Regions from separate parts of the Homo sapiens genome. Here region 2 is linked to region 1. A link is an interaction called in ENCODE POLR2A ChIA-PET data of the cell type or tissue named here. Cell type or tissue: MCF 10A. All regions are shown on one strand. Each heading gives the region's core, and the rest is flanking DNA. Links, peaks and the distances in the headings are about the cores only.

What was found. Peaks named below come from ENCODE experiments on the same cell type or tissue, not always from the same donor. Only the 100,000 strongest peaks of a DNase experiment are listed, where the experiment ranks them.
Region 2: POLR2A ChIA-PET joins it to region 1 with 7 read pairs; 10 of 35 experiments call an interaction of 5 or more read pairs at or near these places.

The regions. Positions count from the first base shown.
Region 1 is chr1:207,304,211-207,319,538 of GRCh38, reverse strand. LINC02942 (long intergenic non-protein coding RNA 2942) reads right to left here. Exons shown (of 4, transcript NR_186170.1): 4 at 5,358-11,072. The region is part of intron 1 of LOC107985251 (a long non-coding RNA gene); the gene reads left to right. Among named protein-coding and RNA genes, the nearest start is that of CD55, 9.8 kb to the left of the region's middle. RefSeq lists an enhancer at 2,126-2,955. In MCF 10A, for the core only: no CTCF peak of the experiment used is centred there; DNase peaks (open chromatin) are centred at 8,138 and 9,678.
Region 2 is chr1:207,224,502-207,239,829 of GRCh38, reverse strand. The region is part of intron 1 of LOC107985251 (a long non-coding RNA gene); the gene reads left to right. It also overlaps the pseudogene C4BPAP2. Among named protein-coding and RNA genes, the nearest start is that of LINC02942, 7.9 kb to the left of the region's middle. In MCF 10A, for the core only: no CTCF peak of the experiment used is centred there; a DNase peak (open chromatin) is centred at 6,939.

The DNA of each region.
Region 1 (15,328 bases), core at 6,555-11,554:
CAAGGTATGTTAGGTCCTGGCAGTGTTTAGAAGTGGCATGAGGTCTTCATTTATTCCCCCAATAACCTCCAGTAACCTTAACCACCACTCCCTTCTGTCCTGCCATTAGAGATAGGTAATCTTCATTCCTGCTTGGGCTCACAGAATTGGTGTGAAAGGCAAGGTAGCATTATGAAAAAGACAGGTTCAAGCAAGACCAGTTATGCAGCTGTTAGAAGACTTAACATTGAAGTCTGTTAAAGCTCTCTACATGTTTATTATGTGAATGTCATAGCTTTATATGGAGAGAAAACAATGAGCTCTGCAAAGTGTCAAAAATATTATCTCTATCACACAGCTCAGTGACACTAAATGTCCTAAGCATTCACCTTCCAGCATACTTAGTTATTGGCAATAACTTTTTTTAAAAGGAAATTTTGGCCGGGCGTGGTGGCTCACGCCTGTAATCTCAGCACTTTGGGAGGCCAAGGCAGGAGGATCACCTGAGGTCAGGAGTTCCAGACTAGCCTGGCCAACATGGTGAAACCCCGTCTCTACTAAAAATACAAAAATTGGCTGGGCGTTGTGGCAGGTGCCTGTAATCCCAGCTACTTGGGAGGCTGAGGCGGGAGAATCACTTGAACCTGGGAGGCGGAGGTTGCAGTGAGCCAAGATCGCGCCATTGCACTCCAGCCTGGGGGACGAGAGCAAAACTCCGTCTCAAAAAAAAAAAAAGAAAAGAAATTTTACGAACAATTACTGGATAGAGTCTTAAGTAATAGTTACAATCAGCCAAATTTCAACATTCTGAGGGGAAGGAAACAAAGAAATCCACTATGTATTTACTCAATTTAGAAAAGAGATCTATGATAAAATCTAAGCATTCCTCAGAAAAAAGCAAATATGTGAATTTATAACTTACTAAAGATTATTTTAAATAAATGGCCTCATTTGTTGTGTTCCAGTTGCTTTATACACATTATACCATTTCACCAACACAACTTCATGAAGTGAAGATAACTATCCATATTTTGCAGACAAGGAAACAGGCTGAGAGGCTGTTTACCAAAGCCCATGCACTAACTAGCGACCAGGTCAGAATCTAAACCTAGTTTGATTCCAAAACCTGTACTTCTCCTGTCCTGCCGTACTACATTCTTTTTATTGGAATGAGCAAAAATTTCTTGTATGCAGAGGATGATGAATTAGGTACTTGGGGAGGTGATTTGGGAACCCAGGGGCTTATGATATGAGAAGTAGTTCCAAGGCTTCATACTTATCTACCAGAAACTATCAGTGTGTCCTCAGCTGAGTCACTGCACCTCTCAAGGGCTTATTTCTGCATTGATTAAATAGCATTTGGCACTAAAATAGTCTCTATAGACCTTCCAATCCAAAACAAGCTTATGTAATTAAGTCAAAATACAAAGAAAATAGGTTTATGATTTTGACAGAGCAAGGGACCACGGTTCTTACTCTTATCCCAGGAACCATACAATGACTAAATCAAAGACTGTTTAATAAACTTCCCTAGTATACAGAAACCCACTAAGTGTCAATACTTGTGTTTGAGAATCTACAATCTAGTAGGGAGGTTTTCCATGATAAATGCTATACAAATATCACAACCAAAGTGGTATGGGGCTTCAGAAAGGAAAGAAGGGAGTGTGGTAATTGGAGCGGGGAAGGCTAAAGGCCCAGTGATTCAACTAAATATGACAAGTGTCAATGCAATAGGGCAAAAATAGGAAAAGAGATGAGATACGAACAAAGGTTTGGGGTCAGTCCTGTTGATTCCAGGAATAGTAAGGAGTTTAGTTTAGGGAGAGTATGGAGAACTGAATTGAGGCAATGGCAATGGAACAAGAGGGTAAGAGAGGCTGGAAAGAGATTTGAGAGAGCCTTAAAGGCAAGGCCTGTGCCTTTTACACCATTCAGAAGCATTAAAGGACGGTTGACACTTGTAAGGAGGAAGCACCTGGGTAATTTGGAATTTGCATCTAAGATGCTGGAATGGGAATGGCTGTGTAAGCAAAGATCCAATTTAGCTAATTACAACAGTCCAGGTGTTTAGAGAACAAAAATGTCTTTTAGTTTTAAAATTAATAAATCTATATTAAGGAGTTCCAGTCCTGTTGCTCTGTAAAACTCCTGACACAATTATTATAGACTTTTGAATTTCCATTCCTGCTCTGACCAAACAAGTTTCAAAGTAATAAGCCACAGAATTTGGCAACTGATTAGATAAGGAACAGTGGGGAAAAAGATGTTGAAGAGGACTCGGAAGTTTGGAGTTTGTGAGATTAGCAGCCCTATTTAAAAGAACTATCCATATTCAGCTTTACACTTGTTGAATTTCAAATGCCTTGGCAGAGTGTCTACGTGGAAATGTCCAGCATGCGATTGAAACGGAGGCAAGATTGAGGTGGAGTGGGTAGAGATGTGACTGCAGGCAAGGTTTGAACCAAGGGAGCATAGCATGTGGAAATAGAGAAGCCCAAGGTGTGAGACTTGAGGAGCCCCACGTTAGAAAGTACAAATGACAGAGAAAGGGAAAGGAGAAGGTAGTGGAAAGGAAAGAGGATTGTGCAATTTCTTGAAAGCCAAGGAATACAAAACTGTGAGCAAATATTATCACCCTCATTGCAAGTGAACCAGCTGGTGTTTAGGGAAGTTAAGAAACTAGCCCCAAACCACATGGCTTGCTGGCAGTAGAACTAGTGCTTAGGATCTTAACACCTCTGTTAGACTGGCCAGGCAACATTCCTCCAGAAAATCTCCCTTGCCATTGCATCATACCTGGTACCTTCCTCTATGCTACCAAAGTATGTAATGTGCCTATCTATGCCTCACATCTGAGGAACCAGTCTATTTCATATTTACATTCTAACTCAGCCTAAATTTATTGCCAACTTATCTTAAAATAGCCAATGGGCGGGGGGTGGGGGTTGGGGGGAGCTTTATATTGAGGCATTTTTGTCATGCAGCTGCAAATACAGGTAATTCTGCTTCACAGAATAAGGGTATTTTTTAATAAATGAAAACAAATGAGTGGACTCTCCCATTTCTTATACATGAGTTCTTCAGGAATTCACTAATCAAGGTATCAGTGTATTGCAGCAGACATAGTAGTTTTTTTTTCACTAGGTGCAGGTTCAGCAGGACCTGGGAAAAAGTGGTCTAATTCCATGTGACATGTTCACCTATGAAATGGCATCCTGCCCTGCAGCTGACTTCCCTGTGTGTGTGAGAACAGGCTCAGCAGCCAGGGGGAAATGCAATGCTTGACTTATGTGAGCAAATATTTATTTGCCAAGATCTAACTTTCTGAGACAACAGTGAATTTTTGCTACCTCCACTTTGGAGGTAGGGGCAGGAACAAGAAAATGTGTGTGTGCACACATGTGAGACTGTGTTCATGTGTGAACTTCAAACACAAATTTAGGTTTTGCAATAGTAACATTATTTATAGGAGCAATTGGGAAGGTTAGGAATCTTGTAGCCTTTAGCTGCATGACTCCTGAGCCATAATTTTTAATCTTGTGGCTAGTTTGTTCATTTTAGTATGTGTGTGCAAGAATGTGAGAATATGTTTGCATGTGAGAGTGTATGCATGTATGAGTGTGTAAGCGTGTGTGTGCATGTATGAACGTGTGTGAGCATGTGAGTGTGCATATATGAATGTGTGTGAGCATGTGAGTGTGCATATATGAATGTGTGTGAGCATGAGAGTATGTGCATGTATGAATGTGAGCATGTGAGAGTGTGTGTGCATGTATGAATGTGAGCATGTGAGTGTGTGCATGTATATGTGTGAGCATGAGTGTGTGCATGTATGAATGTGTGTGAGCATGTGAGAGTGTGCGTGCATGTATGAATGTGTGTGTGCATGTGTGTGTGTATGAAAGTCTGAGCATGTGTGTGCATGTATGAATGAGTGTGCATGTGTGTGCATGTATGAATGTGTGTGAGCATGTGAGTGTGTGTATGAAAGCCTGTGTGAGCATGTGTGTGCATGTATATGAATGTGTATGAGCATGTGAGAGTGTATGTGCGTGTATGAATGTGAGCATGTGAGAGTGTGTGTGCATGTGAGAGTGTGGTCCAGCACCCAACCGCTCTGAAACACAAATTTCCCACTTATAAAACAGGTGTAATGATATTACCTCATAGAGGTTTTGTGAGGAATAAAGGAAATAATGTATGTAAAGCATTTGGCCCATTGCTTGGCACACAGTACTCTATAAATATTAACAATAATGAATGATCATGGGTGATGACATGAATGAATGTTTCCTATAACAAGACTTGGCCACTTTTCATGAAATCTATAAATACAGCCATGTCATGACATACAGTTTTAAAATTCTGTAAAAGCAATATGAAATTCTCATGTATTAGCAATGTGGAGATCATTTAGTTGTTTTCCTTATTCTTTCCCCACTCAGTAGTATTTTTCCTTTAGCAAAGATTAGGTCATTTACCAAGATTCAGAATTGTATAAACATTGGATTCTTTACCTCCAATGTAGTCCCATCTGCAGTTTGTTTCCCTTGATTTAACAGCTTGCAAGTTAAGCAGATTTACAATTTAAGCTTACTAGAATTGCACAAGGGTAAGGAGGGAAGAAAGAAGAAATTTACATTGAAGGGATCACCTTCCATTGATACTCTCACTTTGAGACTTAACCTTGGTTAACCATCCAGCAGTGCCATGAGTAAACTATTATTACTTACAATTGCACATGTTGGGACAGGTTCAGAGGGGGAAATGATTGGATAAAACAATACAGATGGCAAAGCCAAGCAAAATTTGAACCCAGTTCTGGGGAGATTTAAAATTATGCTCCGTCCACTCTACGTGTTACCTTTTATTTGTTGGTGCATAATGAAGACTAAAGCGTTCCTCGATCTTTCTCAAAGTGTTCATCGGTGAGTATTTTCCTAGCACTGTTCTTTCAGATGTCAAATAAAATCCATTTACCTATATGATGATCATTTCTCTAGGATAAATAGTACTTTCTCATATAGCCAAATGTTCTGCTATGAAGAAGGTAATTTACTTCAGACAAACAATAATTGCAGGTTTTGTTGAAAACACTTCTGTTTTCTCAAGTCCCCCATCTGATACCACCTCCTCTACTACTTCTGTGACATCCTTTCCCCCTCATGTTTCCAGACCATGTGGCCTCATTTTGATGTCATTTAGTCCATTAGCCCAAAGGTCTATAATAATTATGTCAGGGTTTGTTTGTGTGTGTGTCAGGTTTGCATGGAAAAGAACCAATTTAGAAACTTCTTACATAACAGAGACTTACCATATGACCTTATATTTCCAAGTATGGACCCAGGAAAAATAAAAATGTCTACAAAGATTTGTACATAAATGTTTATAGAAGCTTTATTTATAACAGCTACAAGCTGGAAACAATTCATAAGTAGCTGAATGGTTAAACAAATTGTGGCACTTCCATACAATGAATACTACTTCACATTAAAAAGGAACAAATTAATGATACACACAATAGGGATGAATTTCAAAAACTTGCTGAGCAGAGGAAACTAGGCACATAGAGTGGATATTATATGATTTCATTTATATGAAGTTCCAGAACAAGCAAAATCAACTTATGATGATAGAAATCAAAGTAATGACTATCGGGAGTGGGGAGTGCAAGAGGGTAGGAGAATTTACTGCAAAATGGCAAAAGGGAACTTTTGGGGGAAAATGTTCTATATATTTATTGGGGTAGTGGTTACATGGTGTATACATTTGTCAAGACTCGTGAAACTGGATAATTTGAATGTTTCCATTTGTTTTATGTAAATTATACCTCAATGAAGTTGATTAAAAATCATAAAATGGAATCAAAGGTCTCAGATGTGGAGTTGGTGGGCTTTGGCAACAGTGAATCAACTGGGTTATGTGTCAAGAATAGCACAACCAAATACACCTTTTCTCGTTTTGCCCCCTAATTTTGTCAATCAGTTTGAAGTAGTGTTAACCATGGATGTGAAATAATTTGAGCCCATAAAGAACAATATCAATGGGCTTTGCTGACTTGCAAAACACTGAGTTGTTATATATATGAGAAAATTGGCAAAATCACAAAACAATTATAAGCATATTGCATTAATCATTTGATGTGGATAGTGTAACCTTGGTTGTTTACTATATTCTGAGAGACACAGTGTTGAATCAGAATGCTCACCAATTAACAAGCCATCCACAGGAACTTCTGATGCAATTTCCCATGAAAGGAGAACCAAGGAGATTCTTTTCTCCATACTGTTTGATCCCAGCCTGTTCTCACTGCTCCATCTGAAGAGCTAGTGATAGGTTCTCAGAGCTAATGAGGTAATTTTATGGATCTTTTCCACATCACCTCTCACCTGCTCAATGAATCCCCACTAAATCTTGTGCCAGGATAATGTGGCAGACAGAAATAATGACAGCAACAATTTAGATGAATGTAGGACTTATCATCTCTGGGGAGTTTTTCACTAATATCTCACTTAATTCTCAGATCCACTCTGTGAGATAGGTGTTATTATTAACCTCTAAATGAATTTCAGTGATTCTCTAACAAGTCCAAAGTCATACACCTAATAATAATCAGGGTAAAGCATGAACCCACATCATCAACTGCAGGTTTTGTGCTTGGCCCATCACACCACCCACACTTCACAATAAACTACAAAATAAAAAGCAGATCCCTGCAAGCACCATATTTTAAAGGGTGTTGTGTATTTGGTCTGCTCACTCCAAGCACCGGATTTTTACTTTGTCAGTGGGTAATGTAATTGCCCAACAGATTCTTCTTGCCCACTGTCCAGATGGAACTGATTTATCCAGATGGGAATTACAGTAGACAAAGTTTAATACATGTAGAGCTGGCTAAATTGGAGACTGGAGTTTTATTGTTACTCAAATCAGCCTCCCCAAAAAGTCAGAGGCTAGGATTTTTGTAAGACAGTTTGGCGGGTAGGGAGCTAGGGAATGGGGAATGGTGATAAATTGGGTCAGGGATGGAATCACAGGGAGTCCAAGCTGTCCTCTTGCATTAAGTCAGTTCCTGGGTGGGGGCCACAAAACCAGATGAGCCAGTTTACCAGTCTGGGTGGCACCAGCTGGTCTATCAGAATGCAGGGTCTGAAAAATGCTTCGAACACCAATCTTAGGTTTTACAACAGTAATGTTATCTATCAGAGCAATTGAGCTTAGGAATCTTGTGATCTCTGGTTGCATGACTCCATAATTCCTAATCTTGTGGGTAATTTTGTTAGTTTTACAAAGGCAATCTGGTCCCCAAACAAGGAGGGGATTTGTTTTGGGGAAGGCTGTTATCATCTTTGTTTCAAAGTTAAACCATGAGCTAAATTCCTCTCAAAGTTAGTTCAGCCTGTACCCGGGAATGAACAAGGACAGCTTGGAGGTTAGAACCAAGATGGAGTTGGTTAGGTCAGATTTCCTTTACTGTCATAATTTTCCTATGTCATATTTTTCTCACTGTCATAATTTTTGCAAAGGTGATTTCAGTAATATAACTGGCTCAGATATATCTTTGTAATAATGTCTACAGATTCCATTAATTCAGAAATTTAAAAGAATAAGGTGCATTAAGAGAATAATTATACCCATGCTTCAGAATTTTACCAGTTAAGTTAAAATACATGTAAATAAATTTAAATGCAATATAAAATACATTCAAGTGTAGATGTAACGATAATGTCATTCTGCGGCCAGGTGCGATGGCTCATGCCTGTAATCCCAGCACTTTGGGAGGCTGAGGAGGGCAGATCATGAGGTCAGGAGTTCGAGACCAGCCTGGCCAATATGGTAAAACCCCGTCTCTACTAAAAATACAAAAATTAGCTGGGCATGGTAGCGGGCGCCTGTAGTCCCAGCTACTCAGGAGGCTGAGGCAGGAGAATCGCTTGAACCTGGGAGGCAGAGGTTTCCGTGAGTCGAGATTACACCACTGCACTCCAGCCTGGGTGACAGAGTGAGACTCTGGCTGGAAAATTAATAAAAACTATAATGTCATTCTGATGTTAATTACTAAACACTTGTTATGCCTGCTTAGATATTTTCTGCACTATAGTTACTTCCCATATATCATTATCAGTTGTCCTTCAGGGACAGTGTGGTTAAAAATAATCACTCTGGTGACTCACTAAGGTTTTGCAATTTAACCATTTCATGCCCTCTTAAATAGAAGTTATGTTTAAACTGTTTACTTCTTTCATTCTCCATTGTTTTTCTTAAGATTTTTAGCTGGAAAACCGGCCTGAGGAGGTAATCCACAATACAGAAAATTGATTTTGAGCAAAGAGATATTAGGCTTATATAAACAGAGATTTAGAATGTGCTTAAATATCCAACTACACAGGAATGGTTAAAAACCTTTTAGTACATATATACACATTATTAAGTATTATGCAATTATTAGTTATGTATACAAATAAATTTGTAATGGAATATGAAATGTTTTATTAAAATGTTTAAGCAAGGCCAGGTGTGGTGGCCCACGCCTGTAATCCCAGCACTTTGGGAGGCCGAGGTGGGCAGATCACAAGGTCAGGAGATCGAGACCATCCTGGATAACACGGTGAAACCCCGTGTCTACTAAAAATACAAAAAAATTAGCTGGGTGTTGTGGCGGGTGCCTGTAGTCCCAGCTACTCAGGAGGCTGAGGCAGGAGAATAGCATGAACCTGCGAGGCGGAGTTTTCAGTGAGCCAAGATCGGGCCACTGCACTCCAGCCTGGGCGATAGAGTGAGACCCCATCTCAAAAAAAAAAAAAAAAAAAGTTTAAGCAAGAAGAAAATTCAATTGTAACTGTGTATTAACATGGAAACAAAGTTATTCAAAGAAAAGACTGAAAAATGTTTTATTAAAATGTTTAAGCAAGAAGAAAATTATATCTTCTATATATAATATGATAATCAATTGTAACTTTGTATTAACATGGAAACAAAGTTATTCATAGAAAAGACTGAAAAAAAATAACCAAACTAAGGGTATGTGAATAAGTTTGCTGATTTTTTTCTTTGTATATTTTTTCCATATTGAGCATGCTTTATTGTTACATCTAGAAAGCTTTACTTTCATTTTAAAAGAAATCCTGCCAGCCAATTCATAATCATAATAGTTAAGTATTTGATTATGCTATGTTGTAACTTATTGAAACCTAGAAACTCATTTTTTCAAAGCAGATACTCTTACTTGAACTTTTTGAAATTTAATTCCCTTTTAATTATATCTAGCCTTTGTAGTTTGAAAAACTTTTCTCCTTGGTAGAAAGATAAAATGCAAATTGTTTCTGTAAGTCCTTGTGGGACTTCTCATCCAGGATCCAGCCAATTCCACTCTCACTTACCCCAGGCTAGTTTGAGATTTTGATAAATCTTATCCAGACTGCCACAATAAGCCGTTACTTGTTCTCTTCCTGTCAGCTGATTACATGTACAATGTCCAGATTAAGTGCACATGCTCAGCAATCACTTCCCGTTTTCACAAAATAAAGTCCAAGCTTCTTAGTCTGCTTTCAAGGCCATTTATAATTTGTTATTAGGCCTTTCCTGCTTTGATCTCACAGGTTTTATTTGTGGATGAACAAAATGTGCTATGCTCTAGTCAAATTACCTTCCTCGCTGATCCCTGGCATGCTATGGTTACCACCTCTGCGTGTTGATTCACTTACAAGGAATGCCCTCCCCAGCCAGCTGGTCCAATTAAATGCTTCCTTGGCTATCAGTCTGAAGGGTTTGCACTCTCTTCTGATCTCCTAGTGTAATACAGCAATTTCCCCTAAAGTATGCTTGCATTAGTTTGTGACATCTCTTCCAGTATTATGTTGAACTCCTCCTTAAATCATATAAGGTTGTTTAGCTCTGTTTCTTCTTCCCCTCAATTAGATTATAAAGCAATCTGAGACTCCCTCGCCTTCTGCTTGGACTGGAATCCTACCTCCCTCTCTTATGAGCTCCATGACCTGGACAAGTTACTTCATTTTAGTGTGCCTCAGTTTCCTCATTTATATAATAAAATGGAGATAATAATGTCTATCTCATAGAATTAAAAGAGATAATATGTAAAGAACTTGGGACAGTGCCTACTGTACATATAACACCAATTAAATATTAACTGCCATAACTTATTAGAAGGTATTTTAATGTAAGGATTATGTTTCATATTTCTTTATATCTTCCACAACAGTTGGAAAATTTTACTAGGGACTGATGAGTAAAGATTTATATATTTGTTGACTGTTTTATTAACAAGATTAACTTTTGTTAATAAGACTATCCCAAGCAGGCAAATCTTGGGGACTTTATTAATACTCTATGATGTATCAACATTGTATTATGTGCTGTGCATACATTCTTTTACTAAGCATTCACAATAATTCTTTTCCCACATGGCTTTTATATGTGGTTTTAAAAATTTAACTTTAGACTATGTATGCATATGCATGTGTACAGGCAATTTAAAAAGCCAAATAGTACTTTAAGGAAATGAAACAGTAGTTCCCCAACCCAACATCCCTCCAAAAAGTAGAAATATTCAGTAGGTATTATCTGTTGACTTCCTGTTATGAAGATTTTAATTTAACTCTCTTAACACTCCCACATCCTTCCAGCATAATTAATTGCAGTTTGAAATTAACATTGTATTTATTGTATTGGTACTATGTAAAAATTGTTAACAAGTTAGCATGTAGTGTATTATTAATTTCCTTTTTTGTACCAAATTCTTTATACTTTTAGTTGGTAATTGCCTGATTTTGTTGTTTTCTCATTTTTTTAATGTACCTTTTGCTAACTTTGCACAGAACCATATACTTCCTTGAAACATGGTCAAAAACTTTAGACAAACTGTGAGTTCCACTTTTTTCCTTCTTCTTTTCAGAGTACAAACCTCTTGTAGTTCTTCATTGTCATTCACCAGTCTGGACTTTCTGTTACATCATCCTGAGAATTACCTTGCCTCTTTAGTTATTATTGTTGGATGCCTGGCTTCTTGAACTCTTGTCTTCCTTTTCTTATATTTCTCCGCATTTCGAAGGTGTGTATTCTCCAATAGCTTCCTGGAAAAAAAGGGGCATGGGGAGGTAATTTTCTTTTTTAGATTTTTTTAAATTTTGAAAAGGCTTTTATTCTGCCTACAAACTTGATCGATAGTTAGTCTAGGTCTTAAAATCTAAGTTGAAACCATTTTCCTTAGGATTTTGAAGGCATTTCTCCAATTGACATCTAATTTCAGAATTACTTTCAGAATATTAATGTCATTCTGATTCTTAATTCTTTATGTTTGATTCACTTTTATTCTATTGAAAGTTATGGTTTTGTCTCTAAACTTGGAACTCCGAAATTTTAATCACAATGTGCCTTGTGTTAGTCTGTTTCCATTCACTATGCTGAACCATTCAGTCTAGAAATTTGTGCCTTCCAATTTTGGAAACTATTATTATATTATTATTTTGATAATTTTTTTCAGTATACTCTTTTTAGAACTCTTATTAGTCAGACTGTTAATCTTTTTTTTCTTTTTTTTTTTTTTTTTTTTTTTTGAGACGGAGTCTCGCTCTGTCGCCCAGGCCGGACTGCGGACTGCAGTGGCGCAATCTCGGCTCACTGCAAGCTCCGCTTCCCGGGTTCACGCCATTCTCCTGCCTCAGCCTCCCGAGTAGCTGGGACTACAGGCGCCCGCCACCGCGCCCGGCTAATTTTTTGTATTTTTAGTAGAGACAGGGTTTCACCTTGTTAGCCAGGATGGTCTCGATCTCCTGACCTCATGATCCACCCGCCTCGGCCTCCCAAAGTGTCAGACTGTTAATCTTAGAACTCCTATTAGTTCTCTAAACCTTGTATCTTTTCTATTTTTGTTTCTCATCTTGTTATATTTTCTTAAAATTTCTCAACTTTTATCCAGTGCTTCTGTTGAACTTTTATTATTGCTGTAATATTTGTAATTTCCATGAGCTCTTACTTATTCTCTGAATGTTTTTAACCAGCATTATTTACTCATTTAACATATATAATATCTTCTTTTATATGTGATGATATTAAATATACAGGATTTTGCTTTGTTTTGACGGTGGTTTGTTTTCTTCTTCTGTTTGCATTGTCTGTCTTCCGAGTTTCTTTTTGTCCGTGTTTGTTAGTTTTGTTCTCTGTATTTCATGTTGGAGGCCTCCTCAAGCATCTTATGATCCATAATGTTTCCTTCAATATTTACAAATGAGACTCCAACAAGCTAGTTGTAAACTGTGTGTGTTTCCTGGTTGGCTTCAGTGTAGGGTTATTGGGTTGGGAACTTGACAGTGTGGGAAACAACCCCATATGTTAGCATCTAAAAGTATTTTCTCTTAGTCTCATTCATTTCCCTAAAAAGAAATCCTCTGAAGTCTCACCTGGAATGGAACAGAGAGGTATAAGCCTGGCTACCAACATTCTGGGATCTTAGTCTCACCAGGGAGTTACAGGTCTCACCATTCAATGTTTGCCTTTCCTACCCTTCTTCTTTCACTGTCAGTTTTCCTAGAGTTGAGAACTACTCTGATTTTGATTTTTCCATTTAATGCCCCTTGCCTCTTCTCTGGATAGGAGAAATGGCAAAAACCTTCTTTGTCAAACAGCACTTCAATTAGAAGCAAAACCATTAGTGCTTTGTGCGCACATTGAGCAACTGGGATCCTTCAGGATTGGCTGCTCTCGAGAAAGAAAGCTTCCCACGGGTCACCACACCCCACCCCACTACTTTATCCACAGGGAAGCAGCTGTATCAAATGGCCAATGGTCCTAGTTCCTGGCAGAAAGTAAAAGCATGATAATAGTCTCCTAAATGCTCTGCATATGAGAAGCGTCCTTCAGGTCTGTCGACTTTATATACACTTTCAACTGATCCTCCTATTTTCAGTTTAATTCCTAATCTCCAAAGGTTCTTTGTGCCTCCAATTTCTGAGCCTTTCTGGGGTTCTGCAGCATAAACAGACTGGCTACAGGCAGGAAGGTTTTAGCTTTCTACTTTCTGCTAAATCGGTAACAATTCAAACACCTTTCTGCATCTCCTCTGCCATTTATTCTTTTGTGTTTTTATGCCTTTAAAAAATTATTTTTAATTTTAGTTAAAATGACACTGTAATTTTAGTGGCATTTTGAGAAAGAGTGAAAATAAATACGAATAGTCACTTATTTTTTCAACAGAAGTCACTATATATATATATACATATACTATGTATATGTGTTACTGCTTAACCATTTCATGAAATGCTCTCTATTATCATCTTAAGAACAGAGACTCCTTTATCAGCTATATGAATTTAGCATCTGGCTAGGAACTTTGGAAAAACTGGATATGTCAAAATAGAGAACAGAAGTATATGTTGAATAATCTTCTTTGCCCCTGGAATAGAAATACCTAGCAAATAAGGCAAACTGTGAATCAGCTTTTCCCTCTTAAATGGCTTAAAGAGGGGGCTCTTCTTAACCAAAATGCTACCTAAAATGCAACAAAGTACATCAACATATGTCTTTTGCAAAGCCAATTAACTTGTAATTTATATTTTTAAAAATATTCAGATATGACTCATGTTTCTTAATAAAATTCCTTGACAAAAAGTGAATTCAAGGCCCAGGGTTTGCTGGAGATAACAATCCACCTGGTAAGACATGGATTTAGACTAATTTTTAATCACTAATTTTATGTTTTCCATGTTTAATATGTTTAATCACTAATGTTTATCATGCTTCTACTTTGTGCCAGGAACTAGGACCATTGGCCATTTGATACCGCTGCTTCCCCATGGATAAAGTAGGGGGTGTGGTGGCCCATAGGGAGTTTTCTTTCTCGAGAGCAGCCAATCCTGAAGGATCACAGTTGCCCAATGTGCGCACAAAGCACTAATGGTTTTGCATCGGATTGAAGGGCTGTTTGACAAAGGTTTTCGCTATTTCAAATACGTAACTGGAGTCTAAGTTTCCAAAAGGTGCTCCCAAGATAAAAAATTTCTGTGATGATATCAGCTTGCACTTAATGGACAAACCAGATTCTTTGAGAAATGTCAGTAGTTTTAATTTAGCAGCTGAAATCTGAATATGTTTCAGTGTTTCTTAGTGAAGCCTTTTCTGCTGCGAAGGATCCACAAAGTCCAGTGTAATTTCAGGATAAGCAGATATGATGTGTGGAGGGTGCAAACTGGCAGTCTGCATGCTGCTTCCAGAACGTGATGTGCATTGCTTGCCTAGGCTCCAGCCTTTCCACCTCAGCTGCTTTGCCCTTTACCTAAGATGTGATTTATTTATATACCTGCCTAACTCATTTTACTTCAGGATGGAGATTAACTATTATCAGCTTCAGGAAGTCTTCCGTAACCTTCCCACACACCTTGAACAATATTCTATTATAACATTTAACAAATATCTGTAATTGTTTTTGCCACTAGACCATGGCCTCTCAAGGACAAAGCTTAGGAATGAGTCATATTACCGCTCAACTAATACAGTGCATGACATATAAGATAGAGTCAATAAACATATGAATGAATGGACAATGAGTGACGCTGCCAAGAACAGAGATTTAGTTTAGTTCCCTTTCCTTTGATTAGCAATCTTGGTCTAGGTGTTATGTACGTAACAGCCATCATCTTATGGGCTTATAATAAAATAAATAAAACAATAAAATAACACGTCACTTAGCTATAAATGAATGAGTAATGTCTCTTAATCTTTCCTATTAATTGTGAGTCATAGGATCTGGGCATGGTACATAATATGTCCCATCATAATATTAAATATATTGCAGGGCGGTACAAACAAACCATTCTATCAGGCATAGAGAAGAATGATGTAGAGCCTAAGACTAACATAAACTCAAAGGGCAGAAAATAAGACAAAATATGCAAGCAAGGTAACAAACTGCATGCCATTTACCAGATTATAGTTCATTTTCCATTTAAAATTTAAATTATATTTAAATTCCATTTAAAGTAAAAGAAATGGTTAAAAAATACCAATCCAGCTATTGCGGGAAGTCAGGAACCCCGAATGGAGGGATCAGCTGAAGCCATGGCAGAAGAACATAAATTGTGAAGATTTCATGGACATTTATTAGTTCCCCAAATTAATACTTTTATAATTTCATACGCTTGTCTTTACTGCAATCTCTGAACATAAATTGTGAAGATTTCATGGACACTTATCACTTCCCTAATCAATACCCTTGTGATTTCCTATGCCTGTCTTTACTTTAATCTCTTAATCCTGTTATCTCGTAAACTGAGGAGGATGTATGTCACCTCAGGACCCTGTGATGATTGCGTTAACTGCACAAATTGTAGAGCAT
Region 2 (15,328 bases), core at 4,107-9,106, 77 kb after region 1:
GAAGTGTTTTGATACAGGCATGCAATATGTAATAATTACATCATGGAGAATGGGGTGTCCATCCCCTCAAGCGTTTATCCTTTTTGTGACAGACAATCCAATTATACTCTTTTAGTTATTTTTAAATGTACAACTAAATTATTATTGACTATAGTCACTCTGTTGTGATATCAAATACTAGGTCTTATTCATTCATTCATTCTATTTTTTTGTACCAATTAACCATCCCCACATCCCCCACCAGCTCACCCCCGATACCCTTCCTAGCCTCTGGTAATCATCCTTCTACACTCTCTATCTCCATGAGTTCAATTGTTTTGATTTTTTAGATCCCACAAAGAAGTGAGAACATGTGATGTTTGTCTTTTTGTGCCTGGCTCATTTCACTTAACATAATGACCTCCAGTTCTATCCATGTTGTTGCAAATAACAGGATCTTATTCTTGTTTACAGTTGAATAATACTCCATTGTGTATATGTGCCACATTTCAATAGATCCTTTCATCTGTTGATGGGCACTTAGGTTCTTCCCAAATCTTGGATATTGTGAAGAGGACTGCAAAAAAAACATACATGGGATTACAGATATCTCTTCAATATACTGATTTCCTTTCTTTGGGGTATATACCCAGCAGCGGGACTGCTGGATCATATGGTAGCTCTACTTTTAGAGGAGCCTCCAAACTGTTCTCCGTGGTGGTTGTGCTAATCTGCATTCCCACCTACAGTGAACTAGGGTTTCCTTTTCTCTACATCCTCACCAGCATTTATTATTGCCTATCTTTTGGATAAAAGCCATTTTAACTGGCGATGATAGCTCATTTTAGTTTTGATTCACATTTTTCTGATGATCTGTAATGTTAAGTACCTTTTCATATGCCTCTTTGCCATTTGTATCTTCTTTTGAGAAATGTCTATTCAAACCTTTTTGCCCATCTTTTTATCAGATTATGAAATTTTTTTCCTGTAGAGTTGTTTGAGCTCCTTATATATTCTAGTTATTAATCCCATGGCAGATCGGTAGTTTGCAAATATTTTCTCCCATTCTGTGGCTTGTCTGTTTTGTTTGCTGTGCAGAAGGTTTTTAATGTAATATGATCCCATTTGTCCATTTTTGCTTTGGTTGCCTGTTCTTTTCGGGTATTACTCAAGAAATTTTTGCCCAGACCAATGTCCTGGAGATTTTCCCTGATGTTTCCTTGCAGTGAAATAATTTGAGGTCTTAGATTTAAGTTTTTAATCCATTTCTATTTGATCTTTGTATACGCTGAGAGATAGGGGTCTAGTTTCATTCTTTTGCAAATGGATATCCAGTTTTTCCATCACCATTTACTGACGAAACTGTCTTCCTCAGTGTATGTTCTTGGCACCTTTGTTGAAAATGAGTTCACTGTAGGTCCGTGGATTTGTTTCTGGGTTCTCTTTTCTCTTCCATTGGTCTATGTGTCTGTTTTTATGCCAGTACCATGCTGTTTGGGTTACTATCAGTCTGTAGTATAATTTGAAATCAGGTAATATGATTTCTCCATTTTTTTTTTTTTTTTTTTTTTTGCTTAGGATAGCCATGGCTCTTCTGGGTCTTTTGTGGTTTCATATAAATTTTAGGATAGTTTTTTTCTATTTCTATGAAGAATGTCATTGGTATTTTGATAGGAATTGCACTGCATCTGTTGATTGCTTTGGATAGTATGAACTTTTTAAAAATATTGATTCTTCTAGTCCGTGAACATGGAATATGTTTCCATTTTTTGATGTCTTCTTCAAATTTTTTTATCAGTGTTTTTATAATTTTCATTGTAAAGATCTTTTACTTCTTAGGTTAATTCCTAGGCATTTAATTTTGTTTGTGGCTATTGTAAATGGAATTACTTTTTTATTTCTTTTTCAGATTGATTGTTTACTGTTGGCATATAGAAATGTTACTGATTCTTGTATGTGAATTTTGTATCCTGCAATTTTACTGAATTTGTTTATCAGTTCTAATAGTTTTTTGGTGGAGGCTTTAGATTTTTCCAAATATAAGATCACGTCATCTGCAAATCATTATAATTTGACTCTTCCTTTCCAATTTTGATGCCCTTTATGTCTTTCTCTTGTCTAATTGCTCTAGCTAGGACTTCCAGTACTATGTTGAATTACAGTGGTTAAAGTGGGAGTCCTTGTCATGTCCCAGATCTTAGAGGGAAGGCTCTTAGTTTTTCCCCATTTAATATGATACTAATTGTGGGTCTGTCATATATGGCTTTTATTATATTGAGGTATCTTCCTTCTATACCTAGTTTTTTTAGGTTTTTTTTTTTATCATGAAGGGATGTTGAATTTTATCAAGTGCCTTTTCAGCAACAATTGAAATGATCATATGGTTTTTGTCCTTCATTCTGTTGATGTGATGTATCACACTGATTGATTTGCATTATGTTGAACCATCCTTTCATCCCTGGAATAAATCCTGCTTGGTCATGATGAATGATCTTTTTAATGTATTGCTGAATTCAATTTGCTAGTATTTCGTTCAGGATTTTTGCATCAATATTCATTGGAGTTATTGCCCTGTAGTTTTCTTTTTTCTTTCTTTTTTCTTTTTTTTCTTTTTTTGACGTGTCTCTTTCAGGGTTTGGTATCAAGGTAATATTGGCCTCCTAGAATGAATTTAGAAGTATTCTGTCCTCTACTTTTTGGAATAATTTGAGTATGAGTGGTATTAACATTTCTTTAAATGTTGGTAGATTTCAGCAGTGAAGCCATTAGGTCCTTGGCTTTTCTTTACTGGAAGACTTTTTATTATGGCTTCAATCTCATTAATTTAAAATCTAGTACTTTTAAAATAATGTAAATAACTGTCACAGAAAACTAGGTAATTAGGTAGAGACAAAGAAGATAAGAAATGGGGTTAATATCTAGAAAGCAGAGATACTATTTCCTTCCCCCCAAGTCATCACAAAAGGAAATAATTAAGAGCTATGAAATAATAAACAAATATTAACATTGATATAATCCACTGATATTATTCAAATTTCTCACTTTATTTGTATTCTTGTTTGTTTGCATGTGCATTCAGTTCTACACAGTTTTATCACATATGTTGATTGGTGTATCCACCATCACAGTCAAGATACAGAAGAATTCCATCAACACAAGGATTACCCATGTTGCCTTTTTATAACGCACTCACCTCCCTCATGCCCATCCCCCTCACCTCTAATTCTGACAGCCACTAATCTGGTTTTGATATCTAAAATTTTGTCATTTTCAACAATGTTATATAAATGGAATTATACAGTGTGTAAACTTAGAGTATATAAACTTTCTGGATTATATGTTTTTTATTCAGCATAATTCCTATGACATTCATTTAAGATTTTATATGTGTCAATCATCCATTTTTTTTCTTTTTTACTGCCAAATAGTACTCCATAGTATGGGGTATGGGTGTACCAGAGTACTTTTTTTTTTTTTTTTGAGAGGGAGTCTTGCTCTGTCCCTGAGGCTGGAGTGCAGTGGCGTGATCTCAGGTCACTGCAACCTTCGCCTCGTGGGTTTTAAGCAATTCTCTGCCTCAGCCTCCCGAGTAGCTGGGATTACAGGCATGTGCCACCACACCCAGCTAATTTTTGTATTTTTAGTAGAGACTGGAGATTTCACCATCTTGGCCAGGCTGGTCTTGAACTCCTGACCTCGTGATCCACCCACCTTGGCCTCCCAAAGTGCTGGGATTACAGGTGTGAGCCACCACACCCCACCCTGGAGTACTTTTAACGAGATCCAATTTATCAATTTTTCCATTTAATGGAGTGCGCTTTCGGTGTCAAATCTAAACAATCTTTGCCTACCCCTATGCTATTTCCCAAGATTTTGTAAGTGCTATAGTTTTATACTTTACACTTAAATCTTAGATCTCATAGATTTTTCTCATGTGTTTTTTTTCTTTTTCTAGTTTTATGTTTCAAATTTAAGTCCAGGATTTATTTTGAGTTAATTTTTATATAAGGTATGAGGTTTACATCAAGATTTATTTATTTATTTGCCTGTAGATGTTCAGTTGTTCTCAAAAATGCTATCCTTTCTCCTTTGATTTACATTTGCACCTTCATAAAAAATTGGTTGTACATGTTTGTGTGTAGATGTATTTTTAAGCGTCTAATATGAACTAATCATTGAACAAATATCTCTTGAGCCCCTACGATGAGCCAAGCAATATTCTAGGTGCTGGGAATGCCACACTACCCAAAGCAGACAAAAAATGCCATACTCAAGGAGCTTATAGTCTAGTGAGAAAAATAAATATAAACCAGATAAATAAATATATACAAGGTCAGAGAAAGAAGTAGCATGACGAAAAATAACACAGAGTAATGTGCTGGGTGGTAAGGTGTGAGGTGGGATGGGCAGCACACGTTAGATGATATGGTCAAGGAAGGCTTCTCTGAATAAGTTACATTCGAGTAAAGGCCTGAATTGAGTGAGGGAGTGAGCCATGAAAATACCAAGGAGAAAAGTTTTGTCTGAAGAGGGAACATCATGTTCTGCAAGCTCAAAAGACTGAATATGGGTAAGAGGATGAAGACTTCAATTTTCAGTATAGCTGTGTAAGTGTCTACTGGTCCCACCCTCCCACAGATAGCAATTCTAAACTCTGAATAAAATACGGAAGAAAACAACAAAAATCCTACCTTAGGGAACCAGAAAGTGAACAAAAGCAGATACATTCTAAAGGAGCAATAAGTCTTAGAAGAAGGGGACACCATAGATCAAACTTCCCATTTGTTATGCCTTTTAGCCTGAGAGAATATCAAAGTTGACATGATGTGGCATGGCTAAAACTCTGAGACAAAACCAAGTCTTCCTGGTTTGAAAAAAACAGAGCTTTGGGCAGCAACAGCCACTAGAAAATTATGGGAGTCATAAAAATTAAAGAACCAAAGAGAAGAGCCCATCCTGTGTATAAACTCTGCCCAAATCTCTGGCTGATCTCTGAATCACCCATGAGCAGGACAGACTAAAAACAGAGCAGCTAAGGATAAAAGAAGTAAACTGAGATTTGGGCTGCTCCAGAGAGAGAGAGTTTTCAGGTTGGATGCAAGTAAGTTAGTTGTCTGTTTAAATGAAAAACAAAAAATAGTACAAACAAAAATAACTTTCTTTTTGGGGAGAATATAATAGAATCCATTTATAATGTCCAGGATACAATTCAAAATTACTGGACATATGAAGAAACTAGAAAATCTGAACTCCAGTTAAGGGAAAGGAAAGTCAATGGTGACTGTCTTTAAGATGATACAAATGTTGGAATTAGCAGGCAAGTTTTTTAAAACAGCCATTATAAATATGCTCAGTGATGTAAAGGTATATATGCTTGGTAATGAATAGGTAGATAAGAAATCTCAGTAGAAAATAAAATATTAAAAAGCATTGGCCAGGCACAGCCTGTAATCCCAGCACTTTGAGAGGCCGAGGCAGGTGGATCACGAGGTCAGGAGATAGAGACCATCCTGGCTAACATGGTGAAACCCCGTGTCTACTAAAAATACAAAAAATTAGCCAGGCATGGTGGCATGCACCTGTAGTCCCAGCTACTCTGAAGGCTGAGGCAGGAGAATCACTTGAACCTGGGAGGCGGAGGTTGCAGTAAGCCGAGATCGCGCCACTGTATTCCAGCCTGGGCTACAGAGCGAGACTCTATCTCAAAAAAAAAAAAAAAAAAAAAAGGCATCAAAACATTCTACAACTAAAACGTACCCTCTGAAATAAGAATGTCACTGGAGGAACTTGGCAGTTGAATGGAAATGAAAGGAAAGAGCCAATGAACTTAAGGATAAATCAACAGAAATTGTCCAGTCTGAAGTAGAGAAAGATAAAACATTTATATAAAAAACAGAGCCTCAGGACTTATAAGACAATATCAGATAACCAAATAAACATGTCATTGGAGTTCCATAATAGGAAAAAGAGAATGAAGTAGTAAAATTATCTGAAAAAATAGATTTCTCAAACTTGAGAAAAGAGGTACATTTACAGGTTCAAGGTGTTCAGTGAAACTCAAGCTGAACAAATATGAAGAAAACCATGCCTAGGCACATTATAGTCAAACTGCTGAAAACCAAAAATAAAGAGGAAATCTTAAAAGCATCCAGGAAAAAGACAGTGCTTACATACAGGGAATACTTTGAATAACTGCTGACTTCTCTTCAGAAATGACAGAAGTCAGAAAATAATATATAAAATTAGTCTTTGAGAAAAAACTAATCAAGAATTCTGAGTAGAGGAACAACCACTTGAGCTCTCCATGACTGCTATGAGGAGGTAAGAGAAGAAGCCTAAAGCCAGAAGCCTATTGTAGTAATCTAGTCCAGAAGTGATGGTGTTTTAGGCCAGGGTGATAGTGTAAATGTGATTAGAAATGACAGAATTGGGGATATATTTAGATTATGTCACTGATTTCTATAGTCATTTCTTTGCATAGGCTCTCAACCTCCTGTTTAAAAATCATTCTTGAACATGCTTGTTTGAAAGATTTCTAACCCTTCTTGGTAAAACGAGACGTGAAGAATAATGGAAGTACAAGAGTCAAAGGACTGGATGAAGATCCATTTTGGGTCAAATAATAGTTGGAACTGGGGTAAATGAAATTTTAAAAATAGACCTATATTGTAGAAATTATCCCATAATTCTAACACAAACATTTTTCCATTCTCTCGAAAACATTTCAAAGTAAGAAGGAAATGAATTAAATGACTGATTAGATATAAGGAAAAGAGAAGATGTGAAGAAACTGTGGTTTTCCGGCTTGAAGACATTGGTTCAATTTAAGAAACACATAATGACTCAAGTACAGAGAATAAATATAGGGTAGGCCTTAATGGGCTATCAGTCTGATGTCAAGAGACATTTGAGTAACTACCCAGTGTTAGGTAAGGAGTGTACTGGGTGTGGGCTATATCAGCCAGGAAAGCTGAGTCATTACACCTGAAGTCATATATCGATGAGGTACACGTGACCTGGCTGAGTTGGCTTAGCCTATATCAAAAGCAGCCCGTGTCTAGAATTGCTCTAGTCTTATAAGGCAATGCTTAGAAGGGAATATTTGCATTTCCAAAGTTCTCATGAGGCTCTCACTCATTCAGATAAAATCATCTCAACTGTGAATCTGCTGTGAAGATTTTGAAAGCTGGAAACTTGCCTGGAAACTAATCTGGAAAATGTGACTAATCTCTCTGCCTGTATCCAGACCTTGATAATGTCCTCCCATATTTCTGTATCTTTTGATTTACCCAAGCATCTGATGTCCGCATCCATCAGAGCCTCCTCTTGACGTTTGTCAATACTATAAATACTATCATTGCATAGACATTGGGATTCATGCAAGACCCCATGCCCGTTATAGCCAAGTCTCTGTGAGGAAACAGGACAATGAAGGGGAGAGATGTGATACTATGAGATAGCTAAAGCCCGTGGATTAGTCTGTTCTCGCACTGCTATAAAGAAATACTTGAGACCGGCCGGGCGCGGTGACTCATGCCTGTAATCCCAGCACTTTGGGAGGCCGAGGTGGGCAGATCATGAGGTCAGGAGATTGAGACCATCCTGGCTAACGTGGTGAAACCCCGTCTCTACTAAAAATACAAAAAATTAGCCGGGCGTAGTGGCGGGCGCCTGTAGTCCCAGCTACTTGGGAGGCTGAGGCAGGAGAATGGCGTGAACCCGGGAGGCGGAGCTTACAGTGAGCCGAGATCCCGCCACTGCACTCCAGCCTGGGCGACAGAGCGAGACTCCGTCTCAAAAAAAAAAAAAAAAAAAAAAAAATTAGCCAGGTGTGGTGGCAGGTGCCTGTAGTCCCAGCTACTCGGGAGGCTGAGGCAGGAGAATGGTGTGAACCCAGAAGGCAGAGCTTGCCGTGAGCCGAGATCGCACCACTGCACTCCAGCCTGGGCAGCAGAGGGAAACTCTGTCACAAAAAAAAAAAAAAAAAAAAAAAGAAAGAAAAAACTTGAGGCTGGGTAATTTACAAATAAAAGAGGTTTAATTGGCTCACAGTCCACAGGCTGTGTAGGAAGCACTGCTGAGAGAGCCTCAGAAAACTTTCAGTCATGGTGGAAGGCAAAGGGGACACAAATCCAAACCATATCACTTTGAGAGGCATGATAGAAGTAGACCTTACCAATGGGGCATGAAAACTATACCTTTAGCTTCCAAGAATCTGGTCCAGAGAAATAGTATTGGAATAATATAGACAAAAAACCAACAAAATCTAACACCTAGGTTATTCTTTCCTGCAGGGAGCCAAAACAGTGTAGATGAAACTTACAGATTCTGGGACTTATTCACATTTTCCACCTAACTGGGGACAGAGTAACCTTGGGGATATCAGGTGTAGTTGTAAACAAAAAAAAAATGTGGCCAATATAAGCACTGAAAAGATGAATCCTGTTGTGAGGAATATAGCAATTTCTCCTATATCTGACTGCATTATGGGTAAGGATATTCTACGTCAATGGGAAGACCAGCCATTACCCCGCCCCGAGATCAGTGGGGTATAGAAAACCCTTGGTCAGGTGCAATGGCTCACGCCTGTAATGCGAGCACTTTGGGAGGCCGAGGCAGGCAGATCATTTGAGGTCAGGAGTTTGAGACCAGCCTGGCCAACATGGTGAAACCCTGTCTCTACTAAAAATGCAAAAATTAGGCAGGTGTGGTGGCACGTGCCTGTAATCCCAGCTACTTGGGAGGCTGAGGCAGGAGAATCGCTTGAACCCAGGAGGCAGAGGTTGCAGTGAGCTGAGATTGCACCACCGCACTCCAGTCTGGGCTACAGAGTGAGACTCTGTCTCAAAAAAAAAGAAAAAAAAGAAGACTCACCTTCTTTACAATTTTTAATTTAATTTTTATTGAAGAATATTTTACATGCAAAAAAGCACATCGTCTCAAATGCAGAGCTAGTTGACTTTTCACACACTGAACATACCCATGTAACATCACCCAGATGAAGAAACAAAACATTACCAGGACTTCCAAAGCCTTCCTCATACCCCCATCCCGGGGGAAATTGCTATTTTGACTTAAACACTATGAATTACTTTTGCCTGTTTTTATACATTACATACATGAAACAAAACAGTATGTACATCTTTTGTATCTGGCATCTTTCACTAAACACTTTCTGTTTTGAAATTCATCTGTATAATCATTCATTTCATTGTTGCGGTATATTTCGTCATATGATGTATCACCATTAATTTATCCTCTACTACTCATGAGCATTTTGATCATTTCAAGTTTGGGGTTATTGTAAATAGGGCTGCTATAAACATTCTAGCACATGTCCATAGGTGAATAGATACGGATGCATTTTTGAGAGGTAATCTCTAGGGGTAGAATTGCTGGATCATAGAGTAGACATATGTTCAGCTTAGTTGCCAAAGAATTTTGTAAGGCAGTTGGACCAATTTATACTTTCACCAGCAGGTTTTCAGAGTTACGGTTGGAATACATTTTTACTAATACTTGATATTTTATCATTTTAGCTATTCTTCTGAGTATGAATTCTGAAATTGTACTTTGTGTTTGATTTTAATTTACCTAATGACTAATGAAGTTAACCAAGTTTTCTTATGTCTATAAACCAATTGGATATCATTTTTTGTGAAGGTTCTTCAGGTCTTTTTCCATTCTCTTGGTGGGTTGATTATCTTTTTAAATTTATTTGTAAAAGTTCTTTATATTTGGGGGGCACAAGCCCTTAGTTTGACATGAGCTTTGCAAATAGTGCTTTCCAGATTGTAGCTTGCCTTTCACTCTCTTACTGGTGTCCATATCAGTGTTCTAGGGCTGCCATGACAAAATATCAAAGACTAGGGGGATTAAACAACAGAGTTTTGGTTTTTCTTATTCTCACAGTTCTGGGGCAGGGAGTCTGGGATCAAGGTATGAGCATGCTTGTTTTCTTCCGAGCCTCTCTCCTTGGCTTGCAGATGGCCAAGCCATCTTGAATGGCTTGAATAACTTTCAAGCTTGTTATTATTGGGTGAAAGGGATATCAAACAAAACCAAATATCCCTTAAGTATAAAGTGGAAACAAGAAGTTACTCTAGAGAAATACTAGTAATCAGAATGGAGGAGACTCAGAAGAAGATGGCATATTTGATCTGATACAGGTCAGGAAGAGTAGGAAATGAAAATGTAGGGTAAAGATATTTCAGATAAAGGATGCAAGTATGTGTTTTTTGAGGACAACATATACAATAAAGTAGAAAAGTAAGTTAATCTGAGAAACATCAGAAAATGACTTACAGAGAGCCCTAATTTTTCATTACTCAGAAATCAAAGTAAAAACAAAGATAATTTGATTTTTGATAGGTAATTATTTATTCAGCCAGTCCACCAAATCCAGGAAAGCAGGAACTTAAACTGAACTAAGACAAAAATTATGAATTGTTTCATGTGATCGGTGCCACTAAGAATATTAGTGAATTCTCCTAAACACAGATATTTTTCCCCAGTAAATAATAGTACTTGAGAAACACAGAATTGCTAAAGAGAGAAATATAACTGCTTCTCTGTTTTGTGGGGAAAGGGAAGGAAAATCCTTCCTAACTGGTTTCTAACTGGCATTGTTCGTCTTCAAGTCTCACACGTGTTCCAGTCGTTTAATCTCCAGAGACAGCTTTTACACCTCCAGGGTCATTTTCGAATCCTCTGGGTGTGGGAGACACTGCATGAGCTTTCTACCCGTGAGCACTTGCTCACAACCTTCAGAGATTACCTAAATGAAATAAAGCGATAGTTTTTGAGAGGCTTCTCTCCAAATGAAATCCGAATATGTAAGATTTCTTCTGGATGTATCACTGATGACCACAAAACCGGAATGTCAAAACCCTCCTCAGGACAGATGAATAAAATCCCAAAGAAACTAGGGTCTCAGCAAAGTATTCTCCCTCGGCCGTCAGGCAGCAATCAGTAGCTGGTGAAGCAGGGAAGGAACAACGCTGCAGACAACACCCAGGGGGCCTCGTTAGGGGCGACAGAAGGGACAATTCTGATGGGCCCATCTGAAATGAAGCAAAAGCATAGCATTTATTATAGAAAGTATGAGGCTGGGGGTCAAGTCAGCTGGATCTATGAGACCTTCCTATCTAGGGGTGTGGTCCTTCTTGAGCTTACCTTAACAAGTACACCAAAGTGCTTCAAAGGTGACGGTGCTAATTCTGTAAGTGATGTGCCCGAAATAAATCTTGCCAAAAGTCAGATCTCGCTGGTGTTGGCTAGGACAGTGCTCTGGAGGAGACTATCATTTTTAGAATGGGATAGGATGCCCTGAAATGTGTGCCACTTACCCACTCACAACTGGGCACCTCTGGGTGCCTGCCATGTTCTGTGCTCTGATCAAGTGATATTTTGAGGACCAACCAAAGTGATATTTTGAGGACCAACCACTTTATAGCCAGAGTCACACTGGATGGTGACATTTTCAAGTTCAACATACAGATCCTTACCCAGACAGCTTTCCATTTTCTGTCTCTGGTTTCAGACACAGAGCTATAATGGAAACACAATTTTGATCATCCTATGATTCTCAGAATAAGATCTTATAATAGTAAGAATATTGAGAGTTATGAAACATTGATAAATTATACCTGGATGGGATGCTGAGAGTTGTTCTTTACCTCCATTTATTTATGATTATAACAATAAGATTAATAATAATGCTAATAATGTTATTGCACATACTATATGTCAATGTAAGTACTAATGCAAAACATTATTACCTCCATTTTGCTAAAGAGAAAAATTAGGTACAGATAGTTTGTGTGACTTGTCTAATATTGCATAGCCTTTGGGTGGCATGATTATGATGTAAACCTAGTCACTGCGGTCCTAGAGTCAGAGTTTTCAAAATTAGTACAGTATTTCCAAACCTTGATCTTTTCATGGTCCTAAGTATATAATTTTTATTCTCATATTCTTAATATCTTGCTGTGTTAAATGGAGACAGTGTGGGGAATTAGCTCCTTGAGTTGCTATTAATAGATTAGTTAAAAAAAAAAAAAAAGGTTGACCCTATCCTTGTGGTTGACCAAAAATCTCCTATCAGGTCAACTTCATTATGAGAAGGTGGGAGCATGCATGGTTTCTAATGGAGACATCGAATACTTCAAAGATGTTGGGAATTTACCCACAGGATTCCTCATTTAAACTTAAGTAGATGCCCACTAAAATTTTGCCAAATCCTCACTGATACTCTCAAATTAAAAATTGTATCTCTAAGTCCACTAACAGAACCCTGTATATACAGACACTTGAATTATAACAAAGGTCACACTGCAGAGTTGTGTGGAAAGTATAGTTTATTAAATAAGTGCTATATGATTAATTGAACAGCCGTTGGAGAAAAACAAATTTTAACCACTACTTTCCACCATAAACACACAGGAATTCCAAGTGATTTGGAGATACTAATGTGAAAAGTTAAAACAATAAAGCTCTGGAAAATAACATAAGGAAATATTTTTTGTGACCTTGCTGTAGGCAAATATTTCTTAAACAGGATATGAAAGGTGCCAACATCAAGGAAAAAAATTATAAATAGAACTAAATTAGAATTTAGAACTTCTATTTATCAAAATTAGAACACTCATACACTGCTTGTGGAAATTTAAATTGTTGCAATCACCGTTGAACAAAATTTGGCATTATCTACTAAAGATGAATATATGGCTGGGTGTGGTGGCTCACAGCTGTAATCCCACACTTTGGGAGGACAAGGCAGGTAAAGGAGGATCACTTGAGCCCAGGAGTTCAAGACCAGCCTGGGCAACAAAGAAAGGCCCTATCTCTACAAAACACTTTTTAAAAATTAGCCAGGTATGGTGGTGTATGCCTGTAGTCCCAGCTACTCAGGAGGCTGAGGCAGGAAGATCCCTTGAACCCAGGAGTTGGAGGTTACAGTGAGCTATAATCATGCCACTACACTTCAGCCTGGGTGACAAAATGAGAACTTGTCTCAAAAAAAAAAAAAAAAAAAAAAAGAGATGAATAGATGCATACTCTATGAAATAGCAATTCCACTTTTAAGTTTATTCCCAACATAAATATTTGCACATTTGTATCAAGAGTCATGTGCAAGAATGTTCATAAGAGCATTGTTCATAATAGCCTATAACATGAAAATCCTAAACTTTTATAAGATACATAAAATGTGTTATGTTTATCCAAAGATTATACAACAATGAAAATGAATAAGCTATCACCCCATGCAAGAACACATAGATGATTTTCAAAAACATAATACTGAGTAAAGAAGGCAGGCACAAAAGAATACATACATGATTTCCTTTATATTCAAAGTAATGGCAAAAACCGCAGTGACTTTTGCACCAATCTAAATATAATGCTAAAAAGTTGATAAAACTAATCTGTGATGCTAGAGGTGAGACTAATTGGGAAGGAAAGTTGGGGAGTCACTAGGAGAGGGCACACGGAACACTTCTGGGATGCTGGTAGTGGTGATGCTTCTTGACTTGAGTGGTAGTTTGTCATGGTGGGTTCACTTTGTGATAATTTATTGACCTGTACACCTAAGATTTGGACACAGTGTTGTAGTATGTTATATTTAAATCAAAACTTTTATTCAAGCAAAAAGTGGCCTTCCAGATGACCTCTGAAAGATACATTGATAACAGTAGTGTTCAAGAGTGATAAACTGTGATCATTCATGCTATTAAAATATTGTACCATGTGTATATATTAATTATGCAAATTAAATAAATAAGTAAAGTGTAAATTTCTAAGTGCTGCCTCTGTCTAGGAGGAGACTCTTGTTTGACCTTTCATAGAGGCTCTACCTTCTTAGCAAGGGCCCTCAGTAAGTTTGGAGTTAACCTTTACATTGAGGGGCTGGAGCTGACCAATGTGAATTTCTGCAGGTGACTTCAGCCTCTCCAATTAGAACATATCCATCATCACAGTGACAGTGCACCAGAGTAGTAGAGAATAAAAAATGATCTCACATCTTCATAGGACCCATGGCCAATGGGAGGAACCATTCTGCAAACTTGAATGGTGAGAGAGAAGGTAGAGGAGAATGAGCTAGAGTTTCATTTAATGAACAATTCAGTGAGCGACCCTTCTCGTTATGCAGAACTAGGTCATTAACTTATTGTACTGCTGATGTACATTTCGTCTCCTTGACAAAATCAGTAAACTTTTACACTGTTCATGAACTTCTGGGTACAAAAGCATTAATTTAGCCACAGGGAGTTACTCCAAAACAGAATCATATTCAGTAATCATGAGGTTAAATAAAAAGAAAGGCCACAAATTAATTTTCAAAAAGCAGACAGTGCAATTTAAAAACAGCTGAGAGACTTGAATAGATGTTCCTATAGAGGGGCTATACAGATTGTCAACAGACATATTAATAGGTGCTTAATCACATGGGTCATCAGGAAATACAAATAAAAGCCACAATGAGAAATCACTACACACTCACCAGAATGTCTACAATTGAAAACTATGATAATACCAAAGTTTTCATGAGTAGGACACAATGGAACTCCAATGAACTACCTAAGGAAATATAAATTGGTACAGCCACTTCCAAAAACAGTTTGTGGTTATGTCCTAGAACCTGGCAATTACAATCATGGATATTTTCTTGGCAGAAATACACAAACATGTGCACTAAAAGACAAGCTCAGAAATGTTTTCAGCAACATTATTTGTAATGTGACCAAACATGAAAGAGCCTAAAAATCCATCAACTCTAGAACAGATAAGTAAATTATGGTACATTCAACTGATGGAGTACTAGACAGCAATAAAAATGAATGAGATACTATTTACAAAAAAATGGGTGAATCTCACAAATACATTGAGCAAAAGCAGACAGACCATTAATGTATAATTCTATTCCATTATTAAAGCTTTTAAAAATGCAAAACTAAGCTACAGAACAAGTATAAATAAAATAAAGAAATGATTACTCTGCAAATCAGGATGATGGTTACATTTGAAGAAGGATGAAGTAGTAAATGGGAGGGCCCCCATGGGACTTCTGGGGGCTGGCAATGTCCTACATCTCTACCTGGGTGACATTTTCATTAAGTGTTTGATTTTTGATGAATCATGTTGCTGTACATTTTCACTTTGTATACTTTTCTATATGTGTATTATATTCTAATAAGCTTTTTAAAAAAGAGTTGATTATCTTTGAAAATGGTTAAAGAGTGAATGAATCCGGTTGAGTCCCCCCACCTCTTCCAACTACCACCCCCTCCACAAAGAGAATGTTTTATCATTTTGCAATTTTTGGAGAGAGGTTTGTTGAAACAATGCA